Linked DNA regions of Homo sapiens: region 2 is linked to region 1. A link is an interaction called in ENCODE POLR2A ChIA-PET data of the cell type or tissue named here. Cell type or tissue: IMR-90. All regions are shown on one strand. Each heading gives the region's core, and the rest is flanking DNA. Links, peaks and the distances in the headings are about the cores only. Region 1 has its middle 26 kb from the start of DIRC3-AS1. Region 2 overlaps TNS1 (tensin 1).

Region 1 (7,415 bases), core at 853-5,852:
GTGAGACCACAGTAAAAGTTCCACTGAGCATCCTGTCTCAGAATAGCCACTTTAGAGGCAGTGTAGAAAATTGATGGAACCCTGTTAGGAGGCTATAACCATAGTCCACTGAGACATGATGGGAACAAGGCTAAGAAGGAGAGGAAAGAAAGTTAGGAAGTAGATTTGAAAGTGAAAATGATAGAGAAATACAGGAGGGTAAGAAAAATAGGTATATCTAAGATATTTAAACTTTTATTTCAGGAAGAGATTTCATGATGGTGTTAATCACTCAGATGAGAAATCTGAGGCTAGGAGTGTTAGGGGCAGAGTGGAGGAAGAGGCAAGGGAATGAAGAGAAGAGAGTTCAGTTTGGGGCATATTACAGTGGAGCTGCATGAGATAAAGTCTAGGCAGAAAGAGCTGCATACTCCAAAATATAGAAATATGAAAACGTAGAAAATATAAGAAAGGAAAAGAGGTGTGACAGAGGACATCCACATCTTCGATGAAAATGCAATGAGAACAGTTAACTGATTCTAGAGCAAAAGAACTCTATGTCATGAGATGGGAAAAACTTCTTTATCCTGAGGTGCTAGAGGAGGGTTGTGTGGCAAAGAATGTAACAGATGTTAAGAGTAGAGCTTTGGGTAGCTGCCAGATCAGAAAGTGTATAAAAGAAGGGTATAATGGGAGCAACAAAATGGAGCATGCATTCACTGTATCAGCAAATGCGTTGGGAGAGGGAATGTACTAGGATTAGGACATGGCATCTATCTGGTAAAATAAGAATAGGAGCTATGCATTTACTTGTTTGAAGATTGTGTAATCAGCCAGTTACTAACAGCACAAGACTCTTCTAGAGGATTTAGGAACACCTGAGCTGCACTAAAGGGGAATTGAGCTAAGGATGTCATTTTTCCAGAATCATGATCTTCAAAACTCAACACTAATGCCCGATTCCTTGGCCTGCTGTCTATGGGAAGGCCATGTTTAATAACATAAAGTCATTAACAAATGCTTTGGTACCTCAAGACCAGAGTGTGCCTGCATCTACCTTTCCCAAAGCCTATACTTTCTTGGGAAGGGTTCTTTTTGGATCTAAAAATATGTAGGGAAGGGATGTAATTATGCAAAATAGATAGCAGCATTTTCTTTCACTCAGGTATTTACTTTCACCTCCCATGTTTGCAGAATATTGCCACCCGCTCTTTGTTTTTAAATTTATTGTTCAATTTTTGTAAATTTTTATTTTTAAATAACAATAACTGTATGTGTTCATGGTGTACAATATATGTTGATATATGTATACATTGTGCAATGGCTAAATCAAGCTAATCAATATATGCATTACCTCATATAGTTATACTTTTTTGTTATGAGAACACTTAAAACCTATTCTCTTAGTAATTTTCAAGAATATAAAACATTGTTATTAACTATAGTCATCATGTTGTATAGTAAACCTCTTGAACTTATTTCTCCTAACTGAAATTTTTTATCCTTTGGCTAACATCTCCTTGATCCCACCACCTTACCCCACCCCTGCCCAAGCCTCTGGTAACCACCATTCTACTCTCTGCTTCTGTGTGTTTGTCTTTTTTATTTATTTAATTTTTATTTATTTATTTATTTTATTTTTTTTAAGAAAAGGGATCTCACTGTGTTGATCAGGCTGGAGTGCAGCAGCACAATCATAGCTCACTGCAGCCTCAGATTCCTAGGCTCCAGTGATCTCCCTGCCTCAGCCTCCCAAGTAGCTGGGACTACAGGTATGCACCACCACATCCAGCTAATTTTTAAATTTTTTTGTAGAGACAGAGTCTTGCTATGTTGCTCAGGCTGGTCTCTAATTCCTGGCCTCAAGGAATTCTCTCAGCTTGGCCTCCCAAAGTGCTGGAATTATAGATGTGAGCCACCATACCTGGCCAGTTTGTCCTTTTTAGATTCCACATATAAATGAGATCATGCAGTGTTTGTCTTTCTGTGCTTGGTTTATTTCTCTTAGCATAATGTCCTTCAGGTTTATCTGTGTTGTTGCAAATGACAGGATTTCCTTCTTTGTTAAGGCTGAATAGTATTCCATTGTTTATATAACCACATTTTCTTTATCTATTCGTCCATCTGTTGGTAAACACTTTGGTTGATTCTGTATCTTGGCTATTATGAACAGTGCTGCAATGAACATGGGAGTGCAGGTATTTCTTCAACATACAGACCTCATTTCCTTTGGATATGTACCCAGGATTGCTGGATCTTATAGCAGTTCTATTTTAAGTTTTTGAGAAACCTTCATACTATTTTCCATAATGGTTGTACTAATTTACGTTTTCACCAATACCCCTTTAGAATGAATGTTCATGTTTTCTCTTCATAGGAGGCCAATTGTTTCTAGTCTCATTGTCAAGATGGTGACCAAACTGTCATTTGATAATCCCTCAGCACGGAACCTGGTACCACTGTGGGTGAAGCAAGCTACAGAGGCCGGATCCTCTAATGCTGTCTATTATTGTTAGACCAGACTTCTGCAGCCGGCTTCACCCAAAGGGCTGCAGAGTCTCCCTCCTTCCCACTCTGCCTCTGCTAAACTCAATGTCTGAGTCCTTGAGCACTTCAGTGAAGGGGCTTGATGGAAGGTCTCAGATAATATGTTTATTATTTCCCAGACACCCTCCCCTATCCTCAGCTCCAAATCCATTTATCTCTCCCATAAAGTGCTTATTGACAGAGAACTTGAGTGCTCAGAATGATGCCAACTGAAGACAAGCCTCTCCAAATACAGCAGTCCTGTCTCCCCTTGATCTCCCCAGGCTGAATCCAAAACAGCTGTGTTTCTGCCTCAACCTCAAGGATTAGCTCAGGGACTCTCCCTCCTCCCACCACCAACTGCTTTCTTGGGTCGTTGATTTTTCAGAGAGAAAATGCCTGTGGTAGCGGCACGAAATAGCACTGCTCAGCCTCTAGAAGAGGTTTGCAAGCTCATTCAGCCAAAAAGTAATTATATTGAGCCTCCCAGAGAGCCTCTGCTCCACCCACATTTGCAAATACTCTTTTACTACATACTCTGTGTTTCTAAGTCTGTAATTCAGATTCTTCTTTTGTTAGTTAAGAAGAGTGTGGGTTTTCAGGTATGCAGCAAAAGAAAAAGAGTCCATAAATAATAGAACTTAAGGGAGAGGCAGAGCTTAACACACGCATTTGAGCCCAATGTCTGATTTCATGCAGGTTGCAGCCTGATTTCTCTTGGGTCATTTCTACTCTAGCTGGGCCTACTTGAATGATCTGATCTGGTTAAAGTTTATCATCCAGAATGAATTAGCTACAGTCTCACTTCTACAGGAATAGCAGGATCAAATGACTTCCAGCTTGATGTTTCCCTGAATTCTACCATCAAGCAAAACTGTCATTCATTCACGCTACAATTAGTAAGGCACTGTGCAAGAGTCACTTGGTTATAAAGAGAAATCCTCATCTTAAGGAGTTTACAGTCTGGAAAAGAAGACAAGAGGTTCAATGTGGCACTTTGTTATTAGGAGATGCAGAGGCCTGGATTCAAATTCCGCTCCTGCCCTGGGAAAGTCCACTTAACCTTTCTGTGCCTCAGTTTTCTCATGTGTAAAATGTGGCTCACAATTGTATTATCCCAAAAGGTTTCTGTGAAGATTAAAAGAGATAATATATGTAAAGCGTGTATGACAATGCCTGGCACCTAGTATTGCTTTTAGCTATTACTATCATAAGAGAGCTACAAATAGAAATGATATGTAGCAAAATACTGTGAGATGCTGTGTTAGTCCATTCTCATATTGCTATAAACAACTATCTAAGACTGGATAATTTATTTTAAAAAAAGATTTTATTGGTTCACAATTCCATAGGCTATACAGGAAGCGTAACTAGGGAGGCCTCAGGAAACTTACAATCATGGCAGAAGGCAAAGAATAAGCTGGGACATCTTCACATGGTCAGAGCAGGACAGAGAGAAGAAGGAGGTGCTACACACTTTTAAACAACCAGATCTTGGGAGAATGAACTCACTACACAAGAACAGCAAGGGAGAAATTCGCCCCCATGATCCAATCACCTCCCACCATGTCCCTCCTCTAACACTGGGGATTATTCAACATACGATTTGGGTGGGGACACAAATCCAAACCATGTCAGACCCAGAGGAGGATGAGGTGCTATTTATTTGGAGGAGGGCAGTATAAGGAGTGTGGTTATATTCCAAGTAAAAAGCTAAGCAACAGACAATAAAAACCTGAACTAGACTATACTATACCATACTATACTATATACTGTTATTAAACAAGGTTTATGGGAGGCCATTGTTTTGGATTAGCCCCTTTCACTAGGCCCCAGCAGACCAGACCAAACCAGAATGGAGTCACTCATGTTAAGTGCCACATAATCAATGTTCAGGTGCCACTGAACTCTAAAATGTGAGAGTTTTCCAAAAAAACAGGAAATTCACAGCAACCCATCAAAAGGGGTTCAATTTACCTGAGCCTGCATGATAAAGAAGTTCTCTCTGCTTTAACTCTATGAGAAAAGCAATTTGAAACCATCAATTCAAGTTTTGTTCTGTTTCTGCTTTCTCCAGCCCTTTTCTGCCTATAAAGCCAACTCTTTCTACTCAGCTTCTTGGAACATTTATTCTATTTTATAGAATGAGGTGTTGCCCTATGCTAGAATCACAAATAAAAGCCCACTAGACCTTTAAACTAGATTTGTTGTAAATTTCACTCTTGACAATACACTATACTAGAATAAAGATAAAGGGGCTGGCCAACTTTAAGAGATGTGGTGGTAGAATAAACAAGGGTTTGGCATGCATTAATTAGGGTGGACAGTTGATAAGAGCGAGTCAGAGGCTGTTCCAAGGGTCAAGTATCAGCAAGTTGAGGAATGATGGGGTCATGAATCAACTGGGAAGTCAGAAAGAAACAAACTTGTTTGTGGAAGAATGTGACCGGCTTGTTTTTGGTCATGTTGAGTTTGAGGCATTAGTGGAATATCCTGGTAGGAACATCTTGGATCTCTGAGACAAGTGTCCTCAAACTCCCGAATTATTGCCATACCTGTTACCTGCTTTTCCACCTTTCCCTCTTTTTTGATCAATCCAGCAGTTGGAAACTATATTCAAAGGAAAGGATGAATTCTGGAGATACTGAAATGTCATCAGCAAAAAGACATGGTTGAGGGTTATGATTAAATGTCCAGAGAGAAGGTAAATATGGAATCTTGGACGAGGTGTGCATTTAAGGTTCTAGAATAGAACCTTAATTCTTTCTAGAATAGAAAGAACCACCTAGCAAAAGAAGAAAAAGAACTGTCTCTTTCCAGGAAAACAATACACCAACCAGCCATCAGTGTAAGTATTTCAGGCTCATCAGCAATATGAATGTCACTAATGCATTGCTCTACATAAAAGAGAGTGGAGAGTAAGTTAGGGAAGGCAAAGGAGGCTGGGTGCGGTGGCTCATGCCTGTAATCTCAGCACTTTGGGAGGCACAAGTTCAGGAGATCAAGACCATCCTGGCCAATGTGGTGAAACTCCATCTCTACTAAAAATACAAAAATTACCTGGGCGTGGTGGCACGTGCCTGTAATCCCAGCTACTCGGGAGGCTGAGGCCGGAGAATCGCTTGAACCAGGGAGTCAGATGTTGCAGTGAGCTGAGATTACACCACTGCACTCCAGCCTGGTGACAAAGCGAGATTCCATCTCAAAGAAAAAAAAAAGGTATCTGTCAAGCCACCTTTGATTGAGTCATCAAACTATCATTCACTTTTTTTTTTTTTTTTTTGAGATGGAGTCTCACCCTGTCACCCAGACTGGAGTGCAATGGCGTGATCTCGGCTAACTACAAACTCTGCCTCGTGGGATCAAGTGATTCTCCTGCCTCAGCCTCCCAAGTAGCTGGGATTACAGGTATGCAGCATGACGCCCAACTAATTTTTTGTATCTTCAGTAGAGATGGGGTTTCACCATGTTGGCCAGGCTGGTTTTGAACTCCTGGCCTTGTGATCCACCTGCCTTGGCCTCCCAAAGTGCTGGGATTACAGGCATGATCCACGGTGTCCAGCCTTTTTTTTTTTTTTTTTTTAGTAAAAGGAATTCCATCAGTTCATTTGGAGTCTGATCAATGCTGGGCGAACAGATTAAATTCTCTTTAGAGTAGCAAATCTTAGGACTATAAGCTGAAGTAGAACTAGAAAGTCCAGCCATACCTAAGTCCAAGCTAGCCACTCTGGTCCTTTTCTCTGTTGTATTCCATTAAAGACCCTGATATCTGGGACTAGAGTTCCTGAGCACTCTATACCCATGACCTGGTCTGGAAGCAGCTCTTCTTAGCTGTCCTATCATGCCACAGTAACTCCGGGTCTCTGAGACAAGTGTCCTGAAACTCTTGAGTTCTCACATGCCCTTTCATCTTTCCCTCTTTTTTGATCAATCCAACCAATTCATGGCTTCCTGTTGAATGTTATTTTATAATAATATGGTTTATGTTATTAACACTCTTTAATGTTATTCAAGCCCATCTTCTATCATGTCATTGCTTAAAAAGCCTCAACAGTTCCTTAGGGTCAAGCCCACTGTGTGTGAGCTTCTTAACTGGGCATTTAGAATCCTCTCCAATATCCTCCACTACCTATGATTTATATTTTAGCCAAAATGGACCCTTTATAATCTTGAACTTCATTGCATGTCTGCACTTCTATACCAGTGCTGAATCCCAAACTGAAATCTGGTTCATATTTCATGAAACAGCTGGTTTTTACACCCACATCTTGAAATCTCTTTCTATTCCCTCACCTAGATACAAACTCTTCAAGGGGCCAGTAGAGTATAGTGGCTAAAATCTTGGATTCTAAAACCCAGCTGTCAAGGTTCAAATCCCAGCCACACCATGTGCTGACTGTGAGATCATATACAAGTCTCTTTTCACTTCACATCTGTTTCCTTATCTGGAAAATCAAGAATATTAATCAGATATTAAATGAGATAATATACATTTAATCTAGTCCGTGGAACCCTGTAAGCATGCAGCAACTGCGAGCTATTATGGCAGATGCTGTTGCTAGCCCACCCACATCCTCTTGGTATTTGTCTCTACATTCTCAACCTGTTTATAGAAAACATTCGTGACTCTCTGTAGTCAAGATAGCATGCTCAGCTCTCATACAGGGCAGAGCAGAAGTTTCTGAGATGTAATCAGTCTCCCAAGAAGCGACACTCAGACAATGACCAATGGAGAGTCAGTGGATGAATACCCCTTGTTAGGAATAACTCTGAACCCTATTCTAGAGTGTGGACAGCATAGAATCTCTTATTGTCTCCCAGACTTCCCCAGCAGGCTGTAACATCAGTTGCCCGCAATGGTAATTGGCTTGGCAGATACCTTCTGTCAGCTCCTTTGCCTTCCCTAACTT
Region 2 (7,415 bases), core at 1,410-6,409, 710 kb after region 1:
CACATGCAATGTGGGATCCTGGATTGGATCCTAGATCAGAAAAAGGGCAGTGGTGGGAACACTGGCCAAATTCTACTACAATCCTCAGATTAACGTCAGATCAATGTGAATGTCCTGGTTTTGATAACCGTGCATGGTTATGTAAGATGTCAGCATTAGGGGGAGTTGGGTGAAGGATATAAGGAAACTCTGTACTATTTTTGCAAATTTTGTGTAAGTTTAATCATCTCAGAATACAAAGTAACAAAACAAAAACTTGGGTTCTAAGGAAGGCACAGATTAGGGTCAGATGAGGGTCAGAGGATAGTTCAAGAATTAAGTCCTTGGAAGGGGAGAGGAGTTCAACCTGAGAGGTCCCGAGATACCTCCAGGAATCAGACAAGGGATGCTCAGACTAAGAGGGCAGAGGAGGAAGAATGCAGACCACCCAGGGAACACGGAAAACAGAACTGGCCCAGGGATAATTGGCACAGGTGCTCCGGCACGGGGTCATCACCTGGAGAGAGCCAGACTGCATCTAATGACAATAACCATGCCACCGCCACCACACCACAGCCATCACAGGTCACTGGCTATCATGCACCGGGAGCGTAAAAGCACTCTCCATACCTAGCTCATCTAATCCTCACCACAAGACTGCAGGCAGGACTCATGACCCCAGCTTATGGACCAGGAAGCTGAGAACCTGCGCACTTGAGAAAATGGCCCAAGGCTACTCAGCTATAAGCAGGGGAGGCAGGAAACAAATCGGCTCTAATGTATATTTCCAAATAGCTAGATAAGAATAATTCCAGTGTTTCTAGCATGAAGAAAAGATAAATATTTAAGTTGATGGATATCCCAATTACACTGATTTGATCTTTACAAATTATATGACTGTATTAACTCATCACGTGAGCCATGAAAATATGTACATTTACCGAAAAAAAAAAAAAAAAGGCCAGGCTCAGTGACTCACACCTCTAATCCTAGCACTTTGGAAGGCCTAAGTGGGAAGATTGCCTGAGCTCAGGAGTTTGAGACCAGCCTGGGCAACATGGTGAAACCCCATCTCTACTAAAAATACAAAAAAAAAAAAAAAATTAGTCGGGTGTGGTAAAATTTCTTAAAAATCAGCTCTGACTCCCCAGGCCCCAAATCTTAAAACAAGAGACTTTGACTGTTTCCAGTCCAACCTTCCTCCCCACAACGTAAGACAGCTACTGAGAGCTCACCTCCTCACAAGACGGCTGGTCCAGTGGAGAACATTCAAATTGTCTTCCCTGGAGGTTCGGGAGGCCTCAGTAAAGCAAAACATGACAAGCCAGTTTACACTCACTTCCTCCACCCAACCCAACTGCAGCCTCTGTCCTCAGACTTTATTCACAGAGGGGTGCTGATCATAATTGCTAGCATTTATCTATTGCTCTAAGCACTTTGTAGGCATTAATGCATTTAATTCTTACAATCATCTTATGAAGCAAGATCTATGTTTATGACTATTACAGATCAAGAACTCAAGTCACAAAGAGGCTGTGCAACTTGTCCAGTGTCAGAGATAGTGAGTGTTGAAGAAGAAAAGTCAGACTTGGCACTCAGCTCAGATTCTCTCCCCAGGCCTCTCCCTAAGCCTGGGCTCAAGTCCCCGGTCCTGGTTCCACCACCTTACCGGCTGTGTGAGCGCACTGCTCAATCATCTGAGGCGTTTCCTCCTCTGTGCCCTAGCGATTATATTAATACCTATCTTGTAGTGTTGCTGTGAGGATTAGATTAAATAGATCCTGTGTGTGCTAGGATATAGGAGTTTTGGAAGCTGCGCGCTGATGTGGAATTCAAGCCAGTGTGAGTTCTGTATGCAGACGAGGGCTCCAGGGCTTTCCTGCTGCTCCTCCAACCACATGTGACCCACGAGTGACCTTCCTCCCCTGCTTCCTTGAACAGGACCTAGTCTGAACCCAGACACCCCTGGACACCCTCGCTTGGGTGCGCCGGGCCGCGCCAGAGGAAACAGGCCAGGGGGTTAATCTGTGACTCGCTCTGTGTTCTGCTGTGCCCCAAGACACATACACCCCTCTCCTCCTAACGGCCCCCCGCTAACATCCCACCCACCTGCCCGCTGCAAGGGGCATTGGCCAAGTCACTCATCAGCCAGGAGCCAGAACCCCCAGAGAGAGGGAGCAGGGGTGTCAAAGATCCTTGGCAGGGCGGAGCAGAGATAAACAACTGCAGGGGAGGGGAATACACAGGGCCAGCAGGTGGCTGCAGGCAGAGGAATCCATTGGAACAGGTTAAGGGAACGCGAACCACAGTCATTCAGTGGAGCTGCCCTGGCCTGCTGGCTGGTGGATTTCTGGGGCACTTAGCTGTTTGTTATTTCTGGGGCACTTAGCTCTTTATTATCCTAGGATCTCAGAAGAATAGAACAAGAGTTATCTATTGAGCAAAAGCCTATCACATGCCAGGATTTTACCTACATTCTCTCTAATCCTCCCACCAACCTTGCAAGGTCAGCATGATATCAGCAAGATATCAATGTCACCATTTTTATACAGCTGAGGAAACCTGATTTCAGAGTGGGAGTGACTTGCCTGATACAACAAGGTTCATGTAAATAGCAGAGTCAAGAGCCTCCTAAGCCGGAGGCCACAGGGACTCCAACTGCATGCACCAGGCCACCTCTCCTGCTGTCCAGGCTCAGGAAGTGGGTAGTTCTAGGTCAGTGGCTTGGGAGGCTCAGAGAACTACAACTGAGTCTGAGCCTCCAGGCAGAGCCCAGCAGCAGAGAATGCTAGGTTCTCATAAGGCATCCTGGGCCTCCCTCCACACCAGCAGGTTCTCTCAGCCAAGGTGGAGCCCCAGGAGGCAAGGAGCTGCTACTCACCACTGCCAGGCTCACCACACCCCGGGAGGCGGCCGTCCACCAGCAAAGGCCTTGCTCTCCCTGCTTAGCCAGCTCAACGGGCACCACAGACCCCCCGAGCTAGAAGCCAGAAGCAGCCAGGGTGGCTGGTGTGGACCAGGGGTCTCCTCCCACCTCACCGATAGAGCTCCTAACCTGAACTGGACCTTCTGCCCTCCCCTGGTACCACACCACAAACCCCGCCCTCCTAGATCCCTCACCTGCTCAGTGGGACTCCACTGGTCTTTGTTCCCTCTAGCGTGCTTCATCCAGCATCCTGTTCCACCAGGACCCCAGGACTTTCCTCTCCTCTCTCTCTCTCTCCATTCTCCATCTCCCATTTGCCCTTCTCTCTGCTCTGGGCTCCTACCCTCCCCCTCTCTCTAACTCCTCTGGTCTCTCAGATGCAGCAAACCCTTGTGTGATGTTTACACAGCCGCAGCGTCAGAAACGCTGAAAAATATGAGACCTTTGGGGAGCCACATTCCAGGAAAATGAGAAGCCAGTCACAGCTCAGTGTCTCTTCACCCCCAGCCTTGCCCCTCCCTGCTATGGGGAGCAGGCTGCGTGTGTGTGTGTGTGTGTGTGTGTGTGTGTGTGTGTGTGTGCGCGCGCGCGCGTGTGTAAGGAGACAGCAAGAGAGAGAGAGACTCAAAGATGTCAGGGGAAGTTAAAGCTTCTTGCAAAATTGTTATAAAGCAAGAGAAAGTAGCTTCTCCCCCAAAACCTACCTCATCCTTGAATCCATCCCCAGCGAAGCTGAAGCCAGAAGAACAGACACCAGGGGAAGCAGTAACTTCCCCAGGGCCTGCATCCAGTTAAGTTGAAGAGGCATTTCCCAGGGCAAACACGGGCTCCACAAGCGCTGCCAGGGACCCAGCATCAGATGTTGGAAAATAATGCAGATCCCTAAGTCTAACCCCAGATGCACTGAGTCAAACTTGACAGGGCAGGAGTATGCTGAACAGGCTCACCAAGCGATGCTGAGGCTCACTGAACAGCACAAGGGAACACTGACCCATTGCTCTCCCCTAAGCAATGATAAAGTCAGAAAATCATGAAGTCACAGCTGTGGGGAGTAGAGGCTGAGTGTGGAACACGAAAGGTCCCTTGCTGTACTGAAATCCATCAGACATTAGAGCCAGACTCTCAGACCCGAGCAGGAAGCCCACATCACTGCCTGCTGGTTGCATAACTGGTGTTAAGACTTTCCCTTCAATGGCTCATCTGACAGTGTGAACAATCACATCTGCTTTATATGTGGTATTTCAAGGATTAAATGAGAAGAGTGTCACGTAGTCACCATGCAGGGGATACTTAATAAACAGTGTCTATAGGCCGGGTGCGGTGGCTCACGCCTGTAATCCCAGCACTTTGGGAGGCTGAGGTGGGCGGATCACGAGGTCAGGAGATCGAGATCATCCTGGCTAACACGGTGAAACCCCATCTCTACTAAAAATACAAAAAAAATTAGCCAGGCTTGGTGGCAGGCACCTGTAGTCCCAGCTACTTGGGAGGCTGAGACAGGAGAATGGCATGAACCCAGGAGGCGGAGCTTGCAGTGAGCCGAGATCAAGCCACTGCACTCCAGCCTGGGTGACAGAGCGAGACTCGGTCTCAAAAATAAATAAATAAATAAATAAAAATAAAAAATAAACAGTGGCTATAAGCAAAAGTAAGGAAAAGGTAAATTCTTTGAAAAGATCAACAAAATTGGCAAAACTTCAGCTAGATTGATTAAGATTCAAAGAAAGAAGACTCAAATTACTCAAATCACAAGTGAAAGAGGGGACATTACTACCAACCTTTCAGAAATAAAAAGAATTATGAAGAAATACCATGAATAAATCAGATAGCTAAGATAAAATAGACAAATTCCTAGAAAGGCATAAACTACCAAAACTGACTCAAGAAGAAATTAGAAATCTGAATAGACCTATAATAAATAAAGAAATTGAACTGGCAATCAAAAAACTACACGCAAAGAAAAGCCCAGGTCCCGATGGCTTCACAGGTTTAAATGTTCTCCACAAACTTTTAAAGAAGAATCAATATCAATTCTTTACAAATTCTTCCAAAACATAGAAGACAAACAAACACCTCTCAAATCATTCTATGAGGCCAAAACCAAAGATATCAAAGGAAAAAGAAAACTACCGTCCAATATCTCTTTCGAATATAGATGTAAAAATCCTCAAGAAAATGCTAGCAAAGTGAATCCAGAAACATTTAAGAAAGAGAATTATACACCATGACCAAATGGGACTTATCCCAGGAATGAAAGGTGGTTTTAACAACTGAAAATCAATTGATGTATTATACTGTATCAATAGACTAAAAAAACAAAAACTACATGATCATCATTAAAAGAATTTGACAAAATCCAACACCATTTCATGATTTCAAAAACATTCAACAAACTAGGAATAGAAGGAAACTTCCTCAACCTGATGAAGGGCATCTGTGAAAAATCCACAGCTAATATCATGCTTAGTGGTGAAATATTGGATAGTTTCCTCCTAAGTTCGGGAACTAGACAACAATTTCTGCTCTTGCCACATCTAGTAACATTGTATTGAAGTTTCCAGTCAGGACAATTAGGCAAAAAATGAAATAAAAAGCATCCTGGTTGGAAAGGAAAAACTAAAACTATATTCACAGAGGACATCATCTTGTATGTAGAAAATCCTAAGGAACCCCTTAAATACTATTAGAATTAATAAATACTGATGATTGTAAGATAAATCATCACTACACAAAATCAATTATATTTTCATATACTGACAATGAAAGACCTAAAAATGAAATTAAGAACAACTCCATTTAAAACAGCATCAAAAAGAACAAAATACTGAAGAAAAACTTCACAAAAGAAGTAAAAAATATATACTCTTAAAATTACAAAATATTGTTGAAATAAATTAAAGAAGATATAAATAAATATAAACATATCTCATGCTCATGAATCAGAAAACTCAAAATTGTTTTTTGGTGTTTTTTGTTTCCTGTTTTGATCAAAGTCTCACTCTGTCACCCAGGCTGGAGTGCAGTGGAGCAATCTCAGCTCAATACAACCTCCGCCTCCCGGGTTCAAGAGATCTTCCTACGTCAGCCTCCCGAGTAGCTGGGTTTACAGCTGTGCACCACCATGCCTGGCTAATTTTTGTATTTTTAGTAGAGATGGGGTTTCACCATGTTGGTCAGGCTGGTCTCGAACTCCTTACCCACCTCAAGTGATCCACCCACCTCGGCCTCCCAAAGTGCTGGGATTACAGGCATGAGTCACCACTCCCAGCCTCAAAATTGTTAAGATGGCAATACTCCCCCAGTTGGCCCACAGAGTCAATGCAAACCCTATCAGAATTCCAACTGGCTTATTTGTAGAAATTGACAGGCTGATCCTAAAATTTATTTAAGGGACACAGAATAGCCAAGACAACCTTGAAAAAGAATAAAGTCAGAGAATTCACACTTCCCAATTTTGAAACTTAATACTAATGATGCCAAGATCATTCAGTGGGGAAAGAATGATCTTTTCACCAAATAGTGCTGGAACAAATGGATAACCACATGCAAAACAGCATTTACCTTACTTCACATCATATATAAAAATTAACTCAAAATGGATAAAAGACCTAAATATAAGAGCCAAAACTGTAAACTCTCAGAAGAAAACAGGGGTAAATCTTTGTGACCTTGGATTTGGCAATAAATTCTTAGATATGAAAGCAAAAGCACAAGCCACTAAAGAAAAAATAAACTAGACTTCAACTAAATTCAAAACTGGCTTTTAAGACAACCAGAGAATAGAAAAAAAAAATTCAGATCTATATTTGATAAGGAATTTGTATCCTGAACGTATAAAGAACTTTTACAACTCAATAATAAAAGACAAATAACCCAATTTTTTAAATGAACAATGTCAATAAACATTTCTCCAAAAAAGATACACAAATAATCAATAAACACATGAAAAGACACTCAACATCATTACTCATCAGGGAAATCAAATCAAAACCATGATGAGATACCACTTGACATCCACTAGAATGGCTACAATCAAAAAGTCAGATAATAACAAGTGTTGACAAGGATGTGGAAAAATTGGAAACTTCACATATTGCTAGCAAGAATGTAAAATGGCACAGCTATGTTATGGGTTGAATTATGTCCCTCACAAAAGATGTGCTGAAGTCCTAACCCCCAGCACCTTTTTGAAAGTAGGGTCGTTACAGATGTAATCAAGCTCTAAAATGGGGTCATGAGGATGGGCCTTAACCATCTATGACAGTTCCTGATAAAAAAAAAAAATTTGTACACAGAGACACATAGACACAGAAGGAAGATGATGTGAGGACACAGGTAGGCCACCACGTGAAGACAGAGGATGGGTGATGCACCTACAAGCCAAGGAACACCAAAGATCGCTGGAAACCTCCAGAAGCTGGAAAGAGGCAAGGAAGGGCCCCTGCAGGTTTCAGAGGGAGCACAGGCCTGCCAACACCTTGATTTTTGACTTCTAGCCTCCAGAACTGTG

Evidence for each region. Peaks named below come from ENCODE experiments on the same cell type or tissue, not always from the same donor. Only the 100,000 strongest peaks of a DNase experiment are listed, where the experiment ranks them.
Region 2: POLR2A ChIA-PET joins it to region 1 with 13 read pairs; 1 of 35 experiments calls an interaction of 5 or more read pairs at or near these places.

The regions. Positions count from the first base shown.
Region 1 is chr2:217,253,513-217,260,927 of GRCh38, forward strand. No RefSeq gene overlaps it. Among named protein-coding and RNA genes, the nearest start is that of DIRC3-AS1, 26 kb to the right of the region's middle. RefSeq lists an enhancer at 7,402-7,415. In IMR-90, for the core only: no CTCF peak of the experiment used is centred there; no DNase peak of the experiment used is centred there; H3K27ac peaks cover 505 bases.
Region 2 is chr2:217,962,824-217,970,238 of GRCh38, forward strand. All of the region lies in intron 3 of TNS1 (tensin 1), which reads right to left. Among named protein-coding and RNA genes, the nearest start is that of TNS1-AS1, 12 kb to the right of the region's middle. RefSeq lists enhancers at 1,438-1,975, 1,976-2,512. In IMR-90, for the core only: no CTCF peak of the experiment used is centred there; a DNase peak (open chromatin) is centred at 3,368; H3K27ac peaks cover 2,516 bases.